Regions from separate parts of the Homo sapiens genome. Here regions 2, 3 and 4 are each linked to region 1. Evidence: chromatin loops called from intact Hi-C (ENCODE). Cell type or tissue: heart left ventricle. All regions are shown on one strand. Region 1 overlaps PRPF8 (pre-mRNA processing factor 8). Region 2 overlaps SMYD4 (SET and MYND domain containing 4). Region 3 holds the start of RTN4RL1 (reticulon 4 receptor like 1). Region 4 overlaps RPA1 (replication protein A1).

The links. Hi-C counts contacts between places; a loop is a spot of excess contacts. Peaks named below come from ENCODE experiments on the same cell type or tissue, not always from the same donor. Only the 100,000 strongest peaks of a DNase experiment are listed, where the experiment ranks them.
Region 2: a loop joins it to region 1, with 2.3 times the contacts of the local background. A loop is called at or near these places in 53 of 110 quality-filtered maps.
Region 3: it touches region 1 in a loop (18-fold over the local background); 14 of 110 quality-filtered maps call a loop at or near these places.
Region 4: it touches region 1 in a loop (2.9-fold over the local background); 34 of 110 quality-filtered maps call a loop at or near these places.

What each region holds. Positions count from the first base shown.
Region 1 is chr17:1,667,058-1,672,057 of GRCh38, reverse strand. All of the region lies in intron 24 of PRPF8 (pre-mRNA processing factor 8), which reads left to right. Among named protein-coding and RNA genes, the nearest start is that of PRPF8, 15 kb to the left of the region's middle. In heart left ventricle, a CTCF peak has its summit at 2,548; no DNase peak of the experiment used is centred here; H3K27ac peaks cover 1,881 bases.
Region 2 is chr17:1,782,202-1,787,201 of GRCh38, reverse strand. SMYD4 (SET and MYND domain containing 4) reads left to right here. Exons shown (of 11, transcript NM_052928.3): 7 at 229-392; 8 at 2,741-2,876; 9 at 3,726-3,842; 10 at 4,044-4,167. Among named protein-coding and RNA genes, the nearest start is that of SERPINF1, 23 kb to the right of the region's middle. RefSeq lists an enhancer at 3,053-3,347. In heart left ventricle, a CTCF peak has its summit at 3,002 (motif pointing right); DNase peaks (open chromatin) are centred at 965, 3,235, 3,809 and 4,455; H3K4me3 peaks cover 1,522 bases; H3K27ac peaks cover 4,331 bases.
Region 3 is chr17:2,023,413-2,028,412 of GRCh38, reverse strand. RTN4RL1 (reticulon 4 receptor like 1) reads left to right here and starts at 3,079. Exons shown (of 2, transcript NM_178568.4): 1 at 3,079-3,560. The coding sequence starts at 3,548. LOC105371486 (a long non-coding RNA gene) reads left to right here and starts at 4,731. Exons shown (of 4, transcript XR_001752746.2): 1 at 4,731-4,817. RefSeq lists enhancers at 2,018-2,518, 3,687-4,232. In heart left ventricle, a CTCF peak has its summit at 2,224 (motif pointing right); DNase peaks (open chromatin) are centred at 2,262, 2,842 and 4,120; H3K4me3 peaks cover 2,684 bases; H3K27ac peaks cover 732 bases.
Region 4 is chr17:1,862,556-1,867,555 of GRCh38, reverse strand. The region is part of intron 5 of RPA1 (replication protein A1); the gene reads right to left. Among named protein-coding and RNA genes, the nearest start is that of RPA1, 35 kb to the right of the region's middle. In heart left ventricle, a CTCF peak has its summit at 1,914 (motif pointing right); no DNase peak of the experiment used is centred here.

The DNA.
Region 1 (5,000 bases):
ATTTCAGATTTTCTTTTTTAATATTTTCATTATTTTTATTAGAGACAGGGTCTCACTGTCACTTAGGCTGAAGGGCAGTGGCGCTATCATAGCTCACTGCAGCTCAAGTGATCCTCACACCTCAGCCTCCCAAGTATCTGGGACCACAGGTGCATACGCCACCATGCCTGGCTAATTTTTAATTTTTTTTTTTTTTTTTTTTTTTTTGAGATGGAGTCTTGCTCTGTCACCCAGGCTGCAGTGCAGTGGCGCAGTCTTGGCTCACCGCAAGCTCCGCCTCCCAGGTTCACGCCATTCTCCTGCCTCAGCCTCCTGAGTAGCTGGGACTACAGGCGCCTGCCACCACGCCCGGCTAAGTTTTTGTATTTTTGGTAGAGAAGGGGTTTCACCGTGTTAGCCAGGATGGTCTCGAACTCCTGACCTTGTGATCCGCCTGCCTCAGCCTCCCAAAGTACTGGGATTACAGGCGTGAGCCACCACACCCGGCCTGATTTTTAAATTTTTTGTAGAGCTGGGATCTCACTCTCTTGTCCAGGCTGGTCTCAGACTCTGGATTCAAGCAGTCCTCCTGCCTTAGCCTCTCTAATGCTGGATTATAGGTGTGAGTCACCGTGCCCAGCCTTGAAATATTTTCATTATACTTACAGGTTCAGCATCCCTAATCCAAAATTTGAAATGCCCCAATGAGCATTTCCTTTGAGCGTCATGTTGGTGCTCAGAATGTTGGGACTCAGAAAGTTTCAGCTTTTTGTGAGCATTTTGGGTTTTAGATTAACCTGTATGTGGGAATCTGTGAGAGCACTAGAGTTAGTGATTGCTCTAGCCCAGTCTGGAAGTGGAAGAGGAAAGGATTCCTGAAAGAAGTAGCATGTGATGAGACAGGTGAGGGAGAGCATTCCTTTAGCCAGAAGTGTGGCGATGTAACTAGCTTGTGTACATGGGACCATGGAAAGTTCAAGGTTTGCTGGAGTAAATTGTGGAATTGGGAATGTTAAGAGATGAGGCTGGATAAATAGTGGAGAGCCATATCATGGAGGGCATCGCACACCTTAGGAAGAATCATATAAGGGTCTTAAGCACAGAGTGACTTTGTCAGATGTGTTTTTCTTCTTTTTTTTTTTTGGCTTCCCACACTACAGATGCAGACTTTGTCAAATTTCTGTGTTAGATGATTCACTCTTGCAGCTGTGAGAAAGATGGACCTGAAAGGATAGGATGGGAGACCAGGTTTGGGGACCACTGAAGAAGTCCAGATAAAAATGATGAGAGCAGGCCAGGCGCGGGGGCTCACGCCTGTAATCCCAGCACTTTGGGAGGCCCAGGCAGGTGGATCACCTGAGGTCAGGAGTTTGAGACCAGCCTGACCAACATGGGGAAACCCCATCTCTACTTAAAATATGAAAATTAGCCGGGCGTGGTGGTGCACACCTGTAATCCCAGCTACACAGGAGGCTGAGGCAGGAGAATCGCTGGAACCCGGGAGGCGGAGGTTGCAGTGAGCCGAGATCCCACCAGTGCACTCCAGCCTGGCAACAGGGTGAGACTCTGTCTCCAAAAAAATACATAAATCAATAAAAATGATGAGAGCACTGAAAGTAGAGGTAGGAAGAGGGGAACAGATTTGATAAGAAGTTAGCAGATAAAATCAGCAGAACTTTGTGGTCCTGGGATGCTCAAAGAAAAGTCAAAAATGATGTGCAGATTTTGGCATGGGTGACTAGGTGGGTGTTAGTGCCACCAACTGGAAGACCACATGAACAAGAACAGGTTTAGGATCGAAGATAAAGAAATCTAGTTTAGGATATATAAAGTTTGAAGTTCCTGAGAACATTCAGATGGAGATTTCCCCAGGTATTTATTTATACCTTATTTCTTCAGTTCCAAGATACATATTTAAGTACATATATACACATGTGTAGATTCCTGATTCCTTCTGCTCCCTTAGTGGTGCCTCTTTAATTGATGATCTGTTAGATTTGATTTAAAAAGTATGAGTGAGACATTCCAGGGAGAGAAATGAAACTAGAAAGGTAAGAGCAGTCAGGGATAGCTTAGAGGTTCCTAGGTGAGAAGCAATCTGAAGAAACATGGAGAACAGGTCTGGATTAAAGATGTAGATTTCGGAGCCTATCCACAAAAGGTCAAAAGCTCAAGAATGAGTGACATCACCCAGGGACAATGTGGAGTGAGAAGAGGAGAGGGAGGAATTTGGAAATGTGGGGAATACTAAGATGAAGTGTGGTCAGAACCTGTGGGAGGGTGCCGGGTCTTGGAACCAAGGCCTTCAGGAACACGTGTCCAGAATTGGGGTGATGCTGAGCAGTGTCAGTTGCCTAAGAGCATTTCAGTTAGATGAGGACTGAAAAGTATCCATTGGATTTGACAGTTAGGACGTCATTGGTGACCTTAGCAGGAGCTGTTACAGAAATAGTAGGGATGGAAGCCAGATGGCAGTGGGTGAGGCTTCATGGGAAGTGAGTGAGTGGAGACAGCAAGGACAATCTGTTTGTCAGTTGAAGAGAAGGAAGGACATCAGATGCCACCTAGAGGGAGCTGTAAGTCAGTGCAGGTGTTTTTGAATGACAGTGACTTGAGCGTGTTTTAATTAAGGAGCCCAGTAGCAGTTGAGTGTACAAGAGAAAAGTGTGGAATTGGCTGGACACAGTGGCTCACGCCCGTAATCCCAGCACTTTGGGAGGCCAAGGTGGGTGAATCACCAAGTCAGGAGTTCGAGACCAGCCTGGCCAACATGGTGAAACCCCGTCTCTACTAAAAATACAAAAATTAGCCAGGCGCGGTGGCGGGTGCCTGTAATCTCAGCTACTCGGGAGGCTGAGGCAGGAGAATTGCTTGAACCCGGGAGGTAGAGGTTGCAGTGAGCCAAGATCGTGCCACTGCACCCCAGCCTCGGCGACAGAGCAAGACTCCGTCTCGAAGAAAAGAAAAGTAGGTAATTGATGAGCAGAGGTGCAGAGGGTCTCCCTAGGGATAGAATAAAGAGCAAGCAGAGGAAAAATCCTCTGAACCTGACAGGAAAGAGGTCTGGAAAGATGTGGATATAGATGAGGTTAGTGGGAAGCTATAACAGGATTTTGAGTTTTTCAGCTTTTCTTGGGCTGCAGTTAGGGGAAAGAGTTGTGCATAGTGAATTTCATGGTATTAGGGTATGATGATTGCTGAAGAAACTGAGAGGGATTGGAAGGTGTGTTGGGAGCTCAGCTGGGTTTTGGGAAGACAACTCTGAGCATTTGTTTTTCCCAGAATCACCCAGCTACTCAGTGACAGGGATGCAGAAGGTGGATAGATTACACTGGTGATTAAGGAATAGAGCTCTGTTAGAAGACAGTTGTAGAGTGGTAAGGCATTGAATGCAAGGGAATCAAGAGTGCGGGACCCAGCCGGCCGCGGTGGCTCATACCTGTAATCCCAGCACTTTGGGAGGCCGAGGCGGGTGGATCACGAGTTCAGGAGATTGAGACCATCCTGGCTAACGCGGTGAAACCCCGTCTCTACTAAAAATACAAAAAATTAGCTGGATGTCGTGGCGGGCGCCTGTGGTCCCAGCTACTCAGGGGGGCTGATGCAGGAGAATGGCAGGAACCTGGGAGGCAGAGCTTGCAGTGAACCGAGATCGCGACACTGCACTCCAGCCTGGGTGACAGAGCAAGACTCTGTCTCAAAAAAAAAAAAAAAAAAAAAAAAAGAATGCTAGACCCCATTGAGATACTGGAAGAGGGGAGAGGAGAGAGAGCAGAAGAGGCCATTGGCCTGGGAAAGAATTGTAGGCATCAGGGAACTGGATATCAGAAGTTAGAGGCTGAGGAGTGGAGGAGTGTCTGAGAGGGTAAGGATGCAGTTGACTCTAGTGGTTAGAAGCACAGGCTCTGGAGTCAGATGGGGTTCACATCATATCTTTGTCATATTACTAGTTGGGATCTTGGGAATATTGCCCATGCTGGGCCTCAATTCCCTCATCTGTAAAATAGGGATACTGATAGGACCTAGGTCAGACGGCTTTTGTGAGAATTAAATGAAACGGGGTATTTAGTAAGCCATATTACTTGGTAAATTGCATGATAAAGCTGGGCATGGTGGCTTATGCCTGCAATCCCAGCACTTTTGGAAGCCGAGGTGGGAGGACTGCTTGAGCCCAGGAATTTGAGACCAGCTTAGGCAACATAGCAAGATCCTGTTTATATTTAAAAATAAATAAATAGGCCGGGTGCGGTGGCTCACGCCTGTAATCCCAGCACTTTGGGAGGCCGAGGTAGGTGGATCACGAGGTCAGGAGTTCAGGACCAGCCTGGCCAATATGGTGAAACCCCATCTCTACTAAAAATACAAAAATTAGCCAGGCGTGGTGGCACATGTCTGTAGTCCCAGCTACTCTGGAGACTGAAGCAGGAGAACCACTTGAGCCCCGGAGGTGGAGGTTGCGGTGAGCTGAGATTGCGCCACTGCACTCCAGCCTGGGTGACAAAGTGAGACTCCATCTCAAAAAAAAAAAAAAAAAAAAAAAGCTATGTCATGGGCAAGTTCTATAACTTGTTTTTTATGAAGACATAAGAGGTATAACATATATAAATTTCTTACCATGGTACCTAGTACACGTAGACCTGAGTAAATATTATTTTCCTTCTTGCCTCCCCTTATCCCCCAGGAATTTCTGCTATTTAGTAAAGGAACACTGGGCTCCTCAGGAATTTATGCCTCCTCCCCTTCAGGGATAGAGCACTGTTAACTACAACAGAAATACTGTGTTCCATTACACACATCAGCAATTCCAAGTGCAGTCCAAGAATTTACTAAACCTAATGGGAATCATCCACTTGCCTTTACCCCAGTATCTAGCCTATCCTGGCCCCTGGCCCTCCTTTTTTTTTTTGAGAGGGAGTCTTGCTCTATTGCCCAGGCTGGAGTGCAGTGGCACAATTTCAGCTCACTGCGACCCCCGCCTCCCGGGTTTAAGTAATTCTCCTGCCTCAGCCTCCTGAGTAGCT
Region 2 (5,000 bases), 120 kb before region 1:
ATAAACTTCCTATTCTGAAAATGGGCTAGGAACAACTTCTTGGCTTCTCTTTCTTCCTGTCTCAGCAACTTGGAAGCTTATTTTAGTATCCAGTTCCACAAATATTTGGGTAAAGGTTAGCTGTCACATGATAGGTAATTGTCCAGACCCTCTGCTAAGCTGAAGGTTTTTACGTAGTGTTTGACTCTCTCTTGCTTTCAATATTGGCTGACGGTGATCTCCCTCCAGGGCCTCACAAGAGCCGGATGGGGGTTGCCGAAAGGCAGCAGAAGCTGAGGTCTCAGTATTTCTTTGACTGCGCCTGTCCAGCTTGTCAAACTGAGGCACACAGGATGGCTGCAGGGCCCAGGTGGGAAGCATTCTGTTGCAACAGTTGCGGAGCGCCCATGCAGGTAATTCTCTCTTCTGTCTCCTCCACTTTTCCTGGAGGTCAGTTTTCCACCCCAAGGGTGATCAGTGTTTAGGAGGAAGCCATCAGGGACTTGTAAGTGCTGAGACCAGTAATATCACCTCCATTTTAGCCAGTCATCCCCATACACTAGTTCCCCTCCAGAGAAACCACAGGGAAAGGTTCAATTTAGTAATGTTTCCTTTATAAAGGACAGAAGATCCCATCTGAACTGGTTTGGGATCTGGGGGAGACTGGGAATTTATTTGCTGAAGTCAGTCATTGAAAAGTCCCAGGATAGGCTGGGCACAGTGACACATGCCTATTATCCCAGCACTTTGGGAGGCTGAGGTGGACAGATCACTTGGAGGCCAGGGGTTCAAGACCAGCCTGGGCAACATAGCAAGACCCTGTCTCTACCAAAAAAAATGTTATGAGAAAAATTCCAGGATAAGGCTGCTTAAGATACAGCTTGATCCAGGGGCTTTCTGTCCACCCCTCTCAGCTTCATTTTCTCTGTGTTAGCCCATCCTCAGATAGACTTCCCTCTTACGATGCAGGATGGCTGCCAGCAGCCCAGCCTGCGGATTTCCTGCCAAGGAGGATAAGAGCACATGCCACTCAAACAGCAGCCTGGGCAGAGATGTTACTGTGTTTCATTGACCTGAGAACTGTGGCTGGAGGAAAATTAGACATAGTTTTCCTCCAGCCATTTGGGCCAGAGGAAGGAGCCATATGTGAGCCACATGCCACACCCTCAGCTGTAGGGCAAGGGCCATGGGACTGAGGGTGAGAGGGATCCTTATGAGAAACTGGGTTGGGTTGCTGTTGCCAAATGAGAAAATAGATATCGGCCTTTGAAACACAGCAGATGTCCACCTCGGAGGTTTCCCCTCTGCCACAAGTGCCGTATTCTTCTTAGGGGAGTCATGAGTGAAAGGCAGAGCCGGTTGTGTTAGAAAGCTAAACTTGGAGACCCAAGGTCAAATGTAGGACGATCGCACCTAGCACCTTTTTCTATTAGTTTTTTTTTTTTTCTTTTTTTTTTTTGAGATGGGGTCTTGCCCTGTCATCCAGGCTGAAGTGAGTGCAGTGGCACGATCTCTGCTTACCACAGCCTCAACCTCCCAGACTCAAGCAATTCTCCTGCCTCAGCCTCCCCAGTAGCTGGGATTACAGGCATGCACCACCATGCCCAGCTAATCTTTGTATTTTTAGTAGAGACGAGTTGGCCATGTTCTCCATGTTGGCCAGGCTGGTCTCGATCTCCTGGCCTCAAGCGACCTACCTGCCTCGACCACCCAAAGCGCTGGGATTACAGGCGTGAGCCACCACGCCCAGCCTTTCTATTGGTTTTCTTTTTTTTTTTTTTTTCTTTTTCTTTTGTGAGACAGAGTCTCTCTCATGTCACCCAGGCTGGAGTGCAGTGGTGCAATCTCGGCTCACTGCAAGCTCCACCTCCCGGGTTCACGCCATTCTCCTGCCTCAGCCTCCCGAGTAGGTGAGACTACAGGCGCCCGCCACCACCATGCCCGGCTAATTTTTTGTATTTTTAGTAGAGACGGGGTTTCACCGTGTTAGCCAGGATGGTCTCGATCTCCTGACCTCATGGATCCACCCGCCTCGCCCTCCCAAAGTGCTGGGATTACAGGCGTGAGCCACCGCACCTGGCCTTCTATTGGTTTTCTGAGGACTTTTTCATAACTACTAGAAATGTTTGTCATCAAGGCCGGGCACGGTGGCTCACGCCTGTAATCCCAGCACTTTGGGAGGCTGAGGCGAGCGGATCATGAGGTCAGAAAATCGAGACCATCCTGGCTTACACGGTGAAACCCCGTCTCTACTAAAAAAAAAAAATAAATAACACACACAAAAATTTAGCCGGGCTTGGTGGTGGGCACCTGTAGTCCCAGCTACTCGGGAGACTGAGGCAGGAGAATGGCGTGAACCCGGGAGGCGGAGCTTGGAGTGAGCCGAGATCGCACCACTGCACTCCAGCCTGGAGACCGAGCGAGACTCCATCTCAAAAAAAAGAAATGTTTGTCATCTAAAGTCCTGGCCCCAAAAAGCGACAAGAGGGGCTATAGAAGTGGAAAGAAATTGTGCACTGTACCAGTTCTGTTCCAAAAATGAAATCTCAGGTGGGATCAGCTACTGCTGATACACTTCATTAGAATTGCCGCCATTGCCGCCATCAAACAAAATTCGCTCAGACTTTCGTCACGATGTATTGTTACAGGAGTCTCTTTCCCCCATGAGGTAAGAAACTATGGAGCAGTCCTGTAATGTAAGCACAGGCGGTGTTGATAACTGACCCTGGCATTGGAATAAAGAGAAAACTGACTTCCACAGGGAGATGACGTGCTGCGCTGTGGCAGCAGATCTTGTGCAGAATCCGCCGTCAGCAGGGACCACCTGGTCTCTCGGTTACAGGACCTACAGCAGCAGGTCAGAGTGGCCCAGAAGCTTCTCAGAGATGGTGAACTAGGTGAGACTGGCTCCCTGCTTTGGTCCTCCAGCCCCTTCCCTTTTATTTGTTCTGATACCGTTTTGGACTCAGGGATACTCAGTACTGATGGGAGAATTGGATGTAATTATCCCCATGCCAGCCACAAGATGGCTATATAGGCCAGTGAGTCCAAACCCTGACCAGCTTTGTTACTGTGGGGCCCTTGAAAAGGGGCCAGGTGATTTCAGCTGTTGTTTTCTTCTGCATCTGATTGCTAAGTTGAAGTACCCCTGCCAACTAACGGGTCATCGCTGACATCCGTGAGCTGTGTGCAGTTCCAGAAGTTGAGTGTCATTTATTTTAATTCCAGGGCCTAGTGATGTAACTTCCTAGAAGGGCGGTTCTTCCCTCCTCAGAGCTAGTCTCTGCTAGAGAGCAGTGGGGCGTGAGCCCAGCTGATAGGAGTGTCTTGCTTTTGTCTGAGACTTGCGGAGCTCCCCATTGCCCTTGAAAACCCTGCCTTAGAGCTTGACATCATGGGATTTTTATTTACCCTGCTTTATGAAAGTTGACCTTTAGCTTAGATTTCAGGGTCAAGAGAAATCATGGCCGTACGTGAAAGGTAGAGTTGGTCGAGTTGGGAAGTTAATGTTGAAAATACAGTGTAAATGTGGGGAGGCCTCCCCTAGCGCCTTTCTCCACTGACAGAGAAAACAGAAGAAAACAGCAGCTTTATTGGAACAGACATTGTGCGTTGGTGACAACCCAGGGAGGCCAGGGGGAATTTCCACATTCAGCCCAGCTGATTCAGAGGATTTGAGACCTGGATTCTCATTCCTAGGACTGGGCTTCTGTCTATAGTGAGACGTCTTTCCTCTGCATTGACAGAGCGAGCTGTTCAGCGGCTGTCGGGGTGCCAGCGTGACGCCGAGAGCTTCCTGTGGGCAGAGCACGCCGTGGTGGGAGAGATCGCGGATGGCCTGGCCCGGGCCTGTGCTGCCTTAGGTACAGCATGAGCCTTCACGTTCTGCGTCGGGAACAGTCTGCTGTGGGCACTTCGCCGTGGCCCCGGCCTTGTCTGCCTGGTTACCCCCCGCTCTGTAAACTGAGGGTGCTCCCCCTCTCGTTCCATTTCCTCCCCCTGAAAATATGCATCCACAGTTGACAGTGGTTCTTTTCTGGAACAAGATTTTTCTCTTCTCACAGGAGACTGGCAAAAGTCAGCCACCCATCTACAGAGGAGTCTCTACGTGGTGGAGGTTCGCCACGGGCCGTCCAGTGTTGAAATGGGCCATGAGCTCTTCAAATTGGCCCAGATCTTTTTCAACGGGTGAGTCCCTTTCCCACTTCACAGGGCACACACTGTTCCTTTCCTAGGCTCTTCTGGGTATTACTTTTTTTCTATGGTGTTTTTAAAAGCATGTTGAAACTTCTTTATTTCCTCTTTAGGAGAGATCTTTGCCTTCTGTTTTGCTAACAAACATAACGCTTTAGAATTTCCTCCTGGGAGGCGGAGCTTGCAGTGAGCCAAGATCGCGCCACTGCACTGTAGCCTGGGCGACAGAGCGAGACTCCATCTCAAAAAAAAAAAAAAAAAGAATTTCCTCCTGGGAGATATGGGGAAAGCTTTTAGATCTCAAGTGAGTTTCCCAGAGAGAACTTGGCCAGGCAGCCCCACCCACCCTCCAGTATAGCTCTCCTTCTGGTTGTTCTCTGGTTCGTCACAGCCCCTTTGGCTGTCTCATTCCCAGCACTCTCAGCTCCAGGCTCTCTGCCTTCTCCCTACTCTGCATCCTCTTCCTTTTAAAGCGTTTGCTTGAACCAGGGCTGATTTTACCCCCAGACAACATGTGGCATTGCCTGGAGACTTTTTTTTTTTTTTTTTTGAGAAGGGGTCTTGCTGTCTTGCCCAGGCTGGAGTACAGTGGCTCGGTCACAGCTCACTGCTTCCTGCAACTCCTGGGCTCAAGCGATCTCTGGAGACATTTTGGATTGTCATGACTTGGAAGGGGGGTGCTGCTGGCATCTATTCGAAAGAGGCCAGAGGTGCTGCTAAGCATCCTCCCGGGTACAAGACAGTGCCCCCCCCACCAACCCCAGCAAAGAAGGAGCCAGCAACAGTGTCAATAGTGTCAGGGTCGAGAAACCCTGCTTTTTTGCTGC
Region 3 (5,000 bases), 360 kb before region 1:
TCCCATCCCTCTAGTAACATTGCCCCGCACCCGCTGTGCCTAATGAGCTGCTCTGGCCCCCATTAGGAAGCCGGATGATGCCTAGGAGAACTGGACATGAAGAACAGATGTGAGAATGCTTCCCCAAGACTCCGTGGTGCAGGACATTGGGGGCTGCCATTCAGCTTGGGCTGAGGGCACCTCCATCTGTCTGTGGGGGTCTCCCTGCCTGAGTTACTCAGCAGTCTGAGTAATTACTGCCTGACAAGAAGGCGGGCACAGTGCACCCCCACAGTACACCACAACACCCGCCTTCACTCGCCCCCACTCCCTGGCTGGACTCCAAGGCAGCACCCAACCCTCCTGAGGCCTGAAATAACTCTGCTTCTCACACTCACGCCCAGCCCCAGCCAACTTTTCCTAAGACGCTAGAGTTTGTGGGCTAGGGGGTCATGGGGAGGCGGCTTGGAGAGGTGGAAGGAGGATTATCCCACATTCAGGCCCTGAGTCAGGCCCACACTTTATCGCTGATCTGTGATGTGACGTTGAGCAAGTTGTTCATCCTCTCTGGGCCTCGGTGTACTTACAGAGGACCTCTCAGGCTCCCAGTGTCAGGGCTAAGGCAGGCAGTGGGGTGAGCACTGCCTTGTAGCTGGTGGCTAAGAGAAGGAATACCTCACCTTCTGTTCTACGCCAAGAGGGACCAATCTTTTTTTGTTCGTGTTTAACTGCTCCTGTGGCCATGGGCAGTGTGCCCAGAGTAGCAGCCATCCATCTTTTTTTATCTTTAAACATTTTTTTGAAATAGAGATGGAGTCTCACACTGTTGCCCAGGCTGGTCTCAAACTCCTGGCCTCAAGCAATCCTCCCACCCCAGCCTTCCAAAGTGGTGAGATTATAGGTGTGAGCCCATGGTCCTCAGGAAGGACCAATCTTATCTATCTTCAGAACAAGGTTACTTCTCACCTTCAAGCATCTACGTGGAATGCCCTTCCCCCTTCTTAGTGTGGTGAACTCAGCCTTCAAGACCTAACTCCAAGGGCACCTCTTCTGTGACTGTTTCCTGATTATCTGGTAGCCCCTGGCAGAGCTAGCAGAGCCCTTTCGCAGTCTTTGTGACTTCTGTCAGTCACACTCTAAGATGGTTTGCGGGTCTTTCTTTTCCCACGACACCTGAAGCTTCTGGAAGTCCAAGCCCAGAGCCTTAGCTCAAATCTGAAGCTTCAGTGCCACCAAATGCAGGTGTGAGTGAATACGTCAGACTGGCCTTCTTTTTTTTTGTTTGTTTTGTTTTTTTGAGACAGTCTCGCTCTGTCACCCAGGCAGGAGTGCAGTGGTGTGATCTCGGCTCATTGCAATCTCCATCTCCTGTGTTCAAGAGATTCTCCCGTAGCCTCCCAAGTAGCTGGGATTACAGGCGCACACCACCACGCTCGGCTAATTTTTGTATTTTTAATAGAGACGGGGTTTCACCTTGGCCAGGCTGGTCTCGAACTCCTGACCTCAAGTGATCTGCTCAGCCTCCCAAAGTGCTGGGATTACAGGTGTGAGCCACCGCGCCCAGCCTGGCCCTTTTTTTTTTTTTTTTTTTGAGACAGAGTCTCACTCTGTCACCCAGGCTGGAGTGCAGTGGCGCGATCTCGGCTCACTGCAACCTCCGCCTCCCGGGTTCAAGCGAGTCTCCTGCCTCAGCCTCCCGAGTACCTGGGATTACAGGCGCCTGCCACCATGCCCGGCTAATTTTTGTATTTTTATTAGAGACCGGGTTTCACCATGCGGGCCAGGGTGGTCTCGAACTCCTGACCTCGTGATCTGCCTGCCTCCGCCTCCCAAAGTGCTAGGATTACAGGCGTGAGCCACCGCGCCCGGCCCTGACCTTCTTTTTGACCTTCCTATCATGTCACCTTTTCCTACAAGGAGGGATTCAGTTGGATTTCTGCTTGGATGTCACCTGCTCAGAGCAGCTTTCCTTGACTGCCACCTCTACCCCCGTGTCAGCTCCAGAACAATACTCTGCTTGTTTTTCTTCGAAGCACAATCTTCCCATCTTCTCTGGACTTTCCTCATTTGGCCCCTATTAAAATGGAAACTCCTTGAGGACAGGGCAAAGACAAGTCTTTTTCGTCTGCTGAATTTTCAGGAACAGTAGTGCCCCACACATGCTGAGCCTTCGGTGAATGTGTGTTGAATGACAGCCTTGGTCCATCCGCTTTTTCTTCTCTCCGAATCCCTCTGATCCCAGGCCAGCAGGGGGTGCCGCCTCCACCCAGGATCTCGCCTGGCCCGAACCTTCTCTTCCCTCAGCTCAACAGGCCCCTGCGGGACCCGCTTTCCAAGCGGCGCCTCCTCCATTTTCCGCGAACCCCCCGGCGGGGTCTGTGTGGACCAAGGGAGATCAGAGACCCCCCGCCGCCACCCCACCCAGGCGGAGACGGCCCACCCGAACCCGCACGGGTCCTTCCTTCTCCCTGGAATTTGCAGCTGGCCCTTTCCGAATGCTTGCTCCCCTCCTCTCCCCACGAAAGAACAGTGTCCTGGGACTCGGGGTGCGGGGCAGCCGGGTTCGCTGGAGCTGTTCAGTGCGGGGAAGAGCCGTCGAGACTGGGAGAAGGGGCGCTGGCCAGGGAGGAGACGGGGCAGGGAGCGGACTCGCGATCCGTACTCTGGGCGGCGGTCCTCGCGTCCCAGCCGCGTCTCCCGATGACCTCCAGCCGCGAAGGGCGAGCGGGCGGGGGCTGGGCTGCGGGTTCGGGCTCCAGGAGGCCTGCGGGGCCGGGGAGGGGCGTGGAGTGGTCCGAGGACCGGCTTGGGGACTGGGGGCAGGTGCCTGGACGGACGCGGGCCGAGCATCTTCCCCGGGGGCGGGCGCAGTGAAAACACCTTGGGAGGCGGCGCCGCGCGGCTGAGCGCTGCTGCCTTGGGAATAGGACGGCGCTCGGCACTGCGAGCTGAGAGCACTTTCATAAATTTTGTATGGGAGGCGCTCCGTGAGCGGGGGCGGGGAGCGGAGCGAGAGGGAGGGAGCTAGAGAGCAAGGGAGGGAGGGAGGAGGAGAGGAGGGGGAAGCCGGGGGGAGGAAGGGAGGCGCCCCGCTCCGCCGATCGCTCGGTCCTGCAAACGCGCGCCGGGCGCTTTCCCCGGAGCTCGGCGGTGCGTGCGAGCGCCCTTTTGCTGCAGCCGCGGCGGCGGTGGTCCGAGGGGGCGGAGAGGAGGGGGCTGCGGCCGGCCGGCCAGGGGGCGGCGTCCCCCCTCAAAACCGCCTGCGAAGTGCTCCGGGTGGCAGAAGCAGGCCGCCGGCTCCGCGGAGCAAGCCGCTCGCCCCGGGGCTGAGCAAGCGCGCGGGGCTGCCGGGCAGCACCACGGTTGCTTGCGGGCGCCGGTGCCCTCGGCGCGGGGCTGGAGCTCACCATGCCCCTGCGGGGCCGGGCCACCGGGCACGAGCGGATCCCCGGCTTGCCCCCGCCTCGACGCGCTCGGATTAGCTGCAGCTGGCGCCCAGGGATTTGAATCTGGACCCCGGGAGGGAGTGCGCCTAGGCCGACCTCGGAGCGGCGGCCCCGTGGCCAACATGCTTCGCAAAGGTGAGTTGGAGCCGCAGGGGCAAGTTGAAGTTGAATGCGCTCCGGAAAGAGCCGCGAGCCCGGGCGCCGCCCGGCGCCGGGGCTCCCGGTCTGGGAAGTAGCCCCCGGCGGGCTGGTGGGTTTTGCCGGGCGCACCCGCCGAGGGGCTGCTGCTGGGGCTCAGCTCCCGTCAGCGGCCAGTTGTGAGACACGGGGTTTTCTCCATGGATCGAGTGGCCAGGCCTAGAGATCCGGCCCGGAGGGGTCAGTCGGAGACCAGAGTGAGCGGCCGGTGGTGGAAGGGGAGCCGGCCTCCTGGGACCTTTGCTTTGCTGGGATAAAGTTTTGCACTTGCAGCCTCCATTCCCTGCGCGGGCACACGCCCTTGCTTCTGCCGCTTTGTGGAGGCCGAGTCCGCACGGCGCCCCCGTGCAGCCAGCGGTCAGTGACCGCGCGGCCCGGGCGCTCCCCGCGCGCCCTAGCTCCCCAGACGGGGCCCGGACGCGGACGTCTTCTCTGCAGTTCTGCTCTGATCGCTAGGGATGGGCTCTGGGCACCCAGCGGCTGAGGGTGGGGAGCGGCCAGCGCCTGATGTCCAGTTCCTCAAACTTTCATTATGCTGGGAGCGGAGGGACGCGAAAGCCGTGCCGCCAGTGTGCGCGACCGGTGCACAGCTCAACTTGAGGACAGCTGGCTTCGCGACCACCGTAGCTAGACGCCCCAGCAGCCCGGCCCGGTACGGAGCGCGGCAAAGTTGGTGCGGGCACCGGGGAAGTCCCGCCGCGCCCCCACGTGGTTGCCACGCGGGGCGCCGTCCCCCGGGCCCTGGGAGGGCAGGTGATCACGCCGGGAGCCCACGGGCCCCGCCACCAGCTGTTCCAGCCTCTGCGTCTGCCTCTCCCCTCCCAGGCCCGAGCAGGCTGTGGCGCCCCGCCGGGATCCCCCCCGCGCCTGGCCCGGCCAGGAGGCTGAGAAGCCGCGGCGCCTGCGGCTGGCTGCCCCGGCCCTGCGGGAGCGGCTGAGGCGGGAGCTCAGGTAGCCGAGGGGCCTGATCCCTGCGCTCCACGCTCCAGCCTTAATCCGCCCCTGTTTCCATGGCAACAGACCGAGGTGTCGTAAGCACAGGATTCTGACCTCACAGCAGGATGGGGAAGGAGAAAACGCGCACGGGGAGGGGGTGGAGGGGGGGGAGGTTGGGGAGGTGGGGGGAAGCGAAGCCCTAAGATGGGCGGAGAGAAGCAGATGTGGAGGTGATGGCGAAGACCCAGATATAAGCAGGTCAGGCAGGTGGGTGGAGGAACCACGCCTTTGGTGGGGCAGTGAAGGCCGTGTGGTGGTCCTAGCTTGGGCCGACCGAGGAAGCTGAGTTGCCCCGTCGTCCTGGAATAGTAACAAACTTGTGTGTGACTTGTGCCCTCCACGTGGGTCGGTGCAGTTCAGGGGGAAACGCCGGCTGCCTTC
Region 4 (5,000 bases), 200 kb before region 1:
TGTTTGTTTTCTGTAGAGACAGGGTCTCACTATGTTGCCCAGGCCAATCTTGAATTCCTGGTCTCCAGCGATCCTCCTGCCTCAGCCTCCCAAAGTGTTGGGACTGAAGGTATGAGCCACTGAGCCCAGCCCATCTTCACTATAAACACTTTTGCCCCCAAAACAGAAAATGTCCAAAGCAATCATTCAATTAAATACAACACACACACACACACACAAACACTAGAAACCTGGCCAGAGGTGATAAAGCTGGGCACAATCACCTCTCTCTTGTCCTGACTGCATCCAAAGGTTTCAGAAAAATGCTAAGCATTGCTTTGTCTCAGCTCACCTTCCTGAAAGCTGAGAATGTGATAACAAATTCGCTCATTTTAACAAAACGTTACTACTGCAAAAAAAAGTGATGTGTCAATTTAATAATTTAGCCGAATAATTTACCCGATTCCCTCTCCAATTTAAAGCATCAAATTACAATTTGTGTAAATAAAAATTAATATCTAGTAGGTTCCAGTTCTAGAAAGAGCATAATGATGGCCTAGCCCCACATCTTCCCACTCTAAAAACCAATACAGAGCAACAGGAATGAATGCCAACTGCATACACATACATGCACGTGCACACAGACGTATACACATCTCTCATTAGAAACGACATCTTCAGTGAAACCAGGGAACAGAGAAAACCCGCACATTCCAAGTTGTGTGAAAATGAAGCCCGAAACACCATAAATCAAGAACCCACAACAGTATAAGACAGAAGCAGCATGAATAATTTCAGTGTAAAAACTAAAACGGTGGCCGGGCACAGCGGTCCCCGCCTGTAATCCCAGCACTTCGGGAGGCAGAGGTGGGCAGATCACCTGAAGTCAGGAGTTTGAGACCAGCCTGGCCAACATGGTAAAACCCCATATCTATTAAAAATATAAAAAAATTAGCCGGTGGCCGGGCGCAGTGGCCCACGCCTATAATCCCAGCACTTCGGGAGGCAGAGGTGGGCAGATCACTTGAAGTCAGGAGTTCGAGACCAGCCTGGCCAACATGGTAAAACCCCATCTCTACTAAAAATATAAAAAATTTAGCCGGGCGTGGTGGTGGGCTCCTGTGGTCCCAGCTACTAGGCAAGCTGAGACAGGAGAACTGCTTGAACCCAAGAGGCAGAGGTTGCACTGAGCCGAGATTGCGCCATTGCACTCCACCCTGGGTGACAGAGAGACTCCGTCTCAAAAAAAGAAAAAAGAAAAAAAAAAGATCTCTAAGCATATACAAGTATATGGGATTATCTCTAGGCCAAAAAAAAATTTTTTTGTTGTTTTTTGAGATGGAGTCTCACTCTGTCACCCAGGCTGGAGTGTAGTGGCACAGCCCTGGCTCACTGCAGCCTCTTTCTCCCAGGCTCAAGTGATCCTCTCACCTCAGCCTCCCGGGTGGCTAGGACTGCAGGTGTACACCACCACGCCTGGCTAATTTTCTGTATTTTTGGTAGAGACAGGGTTTCGTCATGTTGCCCAGGCTGGTCTTAAACTCCTGAGCTCAAGCGATCTGCCAAGCTTGGCCTCCCAAAGTGTCGGGATTACAGGCGGGGGCCACCACACCTGGCCAGAAAACTTTAAAAAAACAGGATATGGCTGGGCGCAGCGCTCACGCCTGTAATCCTAGCACTTTGGGAGACTGAAGTGGGAGAATCGCTTGAGCCCAGGAGTTTGAGACCAGCCTGAACAGCATAGTGAGGTCTCATCTCTATTAAAATAATAATAAATAAGTAAAAGCAGGAGAAAAAGACACGATAGTGTACACAGTATGCTGCCTTTTGTGTAGGCAAAGTGGAGTACGGAACGAGAATATATATTTGTATTTGGTTACATTCTCATGAAGAAACGCCTGAAGGATAAAAAGAAACCACGAAAACTTTACCTCTAGAGGGCAGCAGTGGGTGGCAGGGGCGGCAAGGGTAGGAGTAAGATTTCTCTGCACACACAATTCGGTAGCTATAACTTTAAATCATGTAACTACATTATCTTTTTGAAATCATTTAACCATATTATCTATTCAAGATTAATGTTTATTAAAGAAAACAGATGTCTGATTATCTCAGTTATATTTTACATTTATTTAATTATGCAAGTTTTAATGGACAAATATATAAATGTGAAATAGAGATAATTTTAATTATGTATATAACATTCCCGCAGTAGACTCACTCACACGATCTATGTACTTAAATACAATTTTCAAGTAGGCAAAAACTTTGGTATGAAGGTTAATCTTTGAAGGTCCGGGCACAATGGAAACTGTTCTCACTGGGAAATGACAAATGCTCATTCTCATTTCTTGTAGCAACCCATTGTGTGACCTTGGGGAAGTTACTTCACTGCCTCATTCACGTTTTTATTTAATGATTAAAAACTGATCAACTGATCTCTACAACAGTTTCCTCTACCTCAACATTCTGCGATTGTGCTGAATTCACTGCTAAGGTCCAGACCTGAGATTCTCCAACTTTCCTTTCCTTTCCATTATCTCACTTAGGCAAAGGCCAGGACTCAGTTCCAGGTAGGAAAACGAAGACAGGATGCAAGAATTACTTCCCACCTCAGCTTTCCCAGTAGCTGGGAGCGTGAACCACCACGCCCAACTAATTTGTTTTTATTTTATTTTTTTGAGACAAGTCTCACTCTGTCGCCCAGGCTGGAGTGCAATGGCACAATCTCGGCTCACTGCAACTTCCACCTCCCGGGCTCAAGTGATTCTCCTGCCTCAGCCTCCCGAGTAGCTGGGATTACAGGTGCCCGCCACCACACTCGGCTAATTTTTTTTATTTTTAGTAGAGACGGCGTTTCACCATGTTGGCCAGGCTGGTCTTGAACTCCTGACCTCAGGTGATCCACCTAAGGTCCAGCCTAAGAATTACTGGGTTCAATTCCACTTACCCTTAAGTGAAAACCCTACTAATAGTAAAAGTTAGTTATGGACTAATTGAAGAACTATGTTGTTAAAGTTATTTTTATTTATTTATTTTTGAGACAGAGTTTCACTCTTGTTGTCCAGGCTGGAGTACAATGGTGCAATCTCAGCTCACTGCAACCTCCGATTCCCAGGTTCAAGCGATTCTCCTGCCTCAGCCTCCCTAGTAGCTGGGAATACAGGCGCGTGCCACTATGCCCAGCTAATTTTTTTGTATTTTTAGTAGAGACGAGGTTTCACCATGTTGGCCAGGCTGGTCTCAAACTCCTGACCTCAGGTGATTCGCCCACCTCAGCCTCCCAAAGTGCTGGGATTACAGGCATGGGCCACTATGCCCCGCATATATTGGTAAATTTAAATTAAGACAGTGAATTAGTGTACTTCAGTGGGAACCAGCTAAGCACCTTTGTCTATTGGGAGCAGCAGAGACAGTTTAATTTTTAAGAAACAGCTCCTTCTCTGAGTTCAAACATAGCTTCCTACTGAGAAATCATTTGGGAAGGAGGAGATACACAGCGGAAGATTTCAAATAAGCCACATGAACATCTTCCAGCTTCTTGATGCTGACCAGCTTAAAGTCGATTTTATATTTTCAATGTCACAGTTATAATTAGTTAATATATGTACTTAATTAGTTATATGTTATTAAAATTATTCAATACACTCTGAACATTTCTTTTCTATAAATTATATCACAAATTTTTTTCCAAATATTCATGATTGACCATCATCTCTTAGTGACTTCAGATTTAGTTCAAAAATTGGCTGATTAGTAAAACAATAAAATTATGTTGTTCTGATTACTAAAAATATCTGAAAACATAACAACCATTTGAAAATTGCCTTCTACAAGTATGTTTTGAAAACTTTAAATTTTTAATAAAGCAAGATATGTTTCATAGAAAAACTTCAATCTGACTGGCCATTTAAATTTTGATGTCGGCCCCCTGCAGGGGCTCACGTTCGTAATCCCAGCACATTGGGAGACCGAGGCAGGTGGATTACCTGAACTCAGGAGCTCAAGACCAGCCTGGACAACATGGCAAAACTCTGTTTCTACAAAAAAATATAAAAAGTAGTTGGGGCCAGGCACGGTGGCTCACACCTGTAATCCCAACACTTTGGGAGGCCAAGGTGGGTGGATCACCTGAGGTCAGGAGTTCGAGACCAGCCTGGCCAACGTGGTGAAACGCCGTCTCTACTAAAAATAAAAAAAATTAGCTGAGTGTGGTGGCGGGCACCTGTAATCCCAGCTACTCGGGAGGCTGAGGCAGGAGAATCGCTTGAGCCCGGGAGGTGGAGGTTGCAGTGAGCCGAGATTGTGCCATTGCACTCCAGCCTGGGTGACAGAGTGAGACTCGTCTCAAAAAAATAAAATAAAATAAAATAAAATAAAATAAAATAAAATAAATTAGTTGGGCGTGGTGGTTCACGCTCCCAGCTACTGGGAAAGCTGAGGTGGGAAGATCACTTGAGCCTGGGAGGTTGAGGCTACAGTAAGCCCTTTTTGAGCCACTGCACTCCAGCCTGGATGGCAAAGCAAGAACCTGTCTCCAAATAACTAAATAAATAAATCTTGGCCGGGCACGGTGGCTCACGCCTGTAATCCCAACACTTTGGGAGGCTGAGGCAGGCAGATCACCTGAGGTCAGCAGTTCGAGACTAGCCTGGCCAACATGGTGAAACTTCGTCTCTACTAAAAATACAAAAATTAGCTGGGCGTGGTGGCGGGCACTTGTAATCCCAGCTACTTGGGAGCCTGAGGCAGGAGAATCACTTGAACCCGGGGGAGGTTGCAGTGAGCGGAGATCGTTCCAGTGCACTCCAGCCTGGGCAACAAAGCAAAACTTCATCTCAAAAAAAAAAAAAAAAAAAAAAGCTGGGCACAGTGACTCACGCCAATAATCTTAGCACTTTAGGAGGTCAAGGTGGGCGGATCACTTGAGGTCAGGGGATCGAGACCAACCTGGCCAACATGGTGAAACCCCATCTCTACTAAAAATACAAAAATTAGCTGGGCATGGTGGTGTGTGCCTGTAA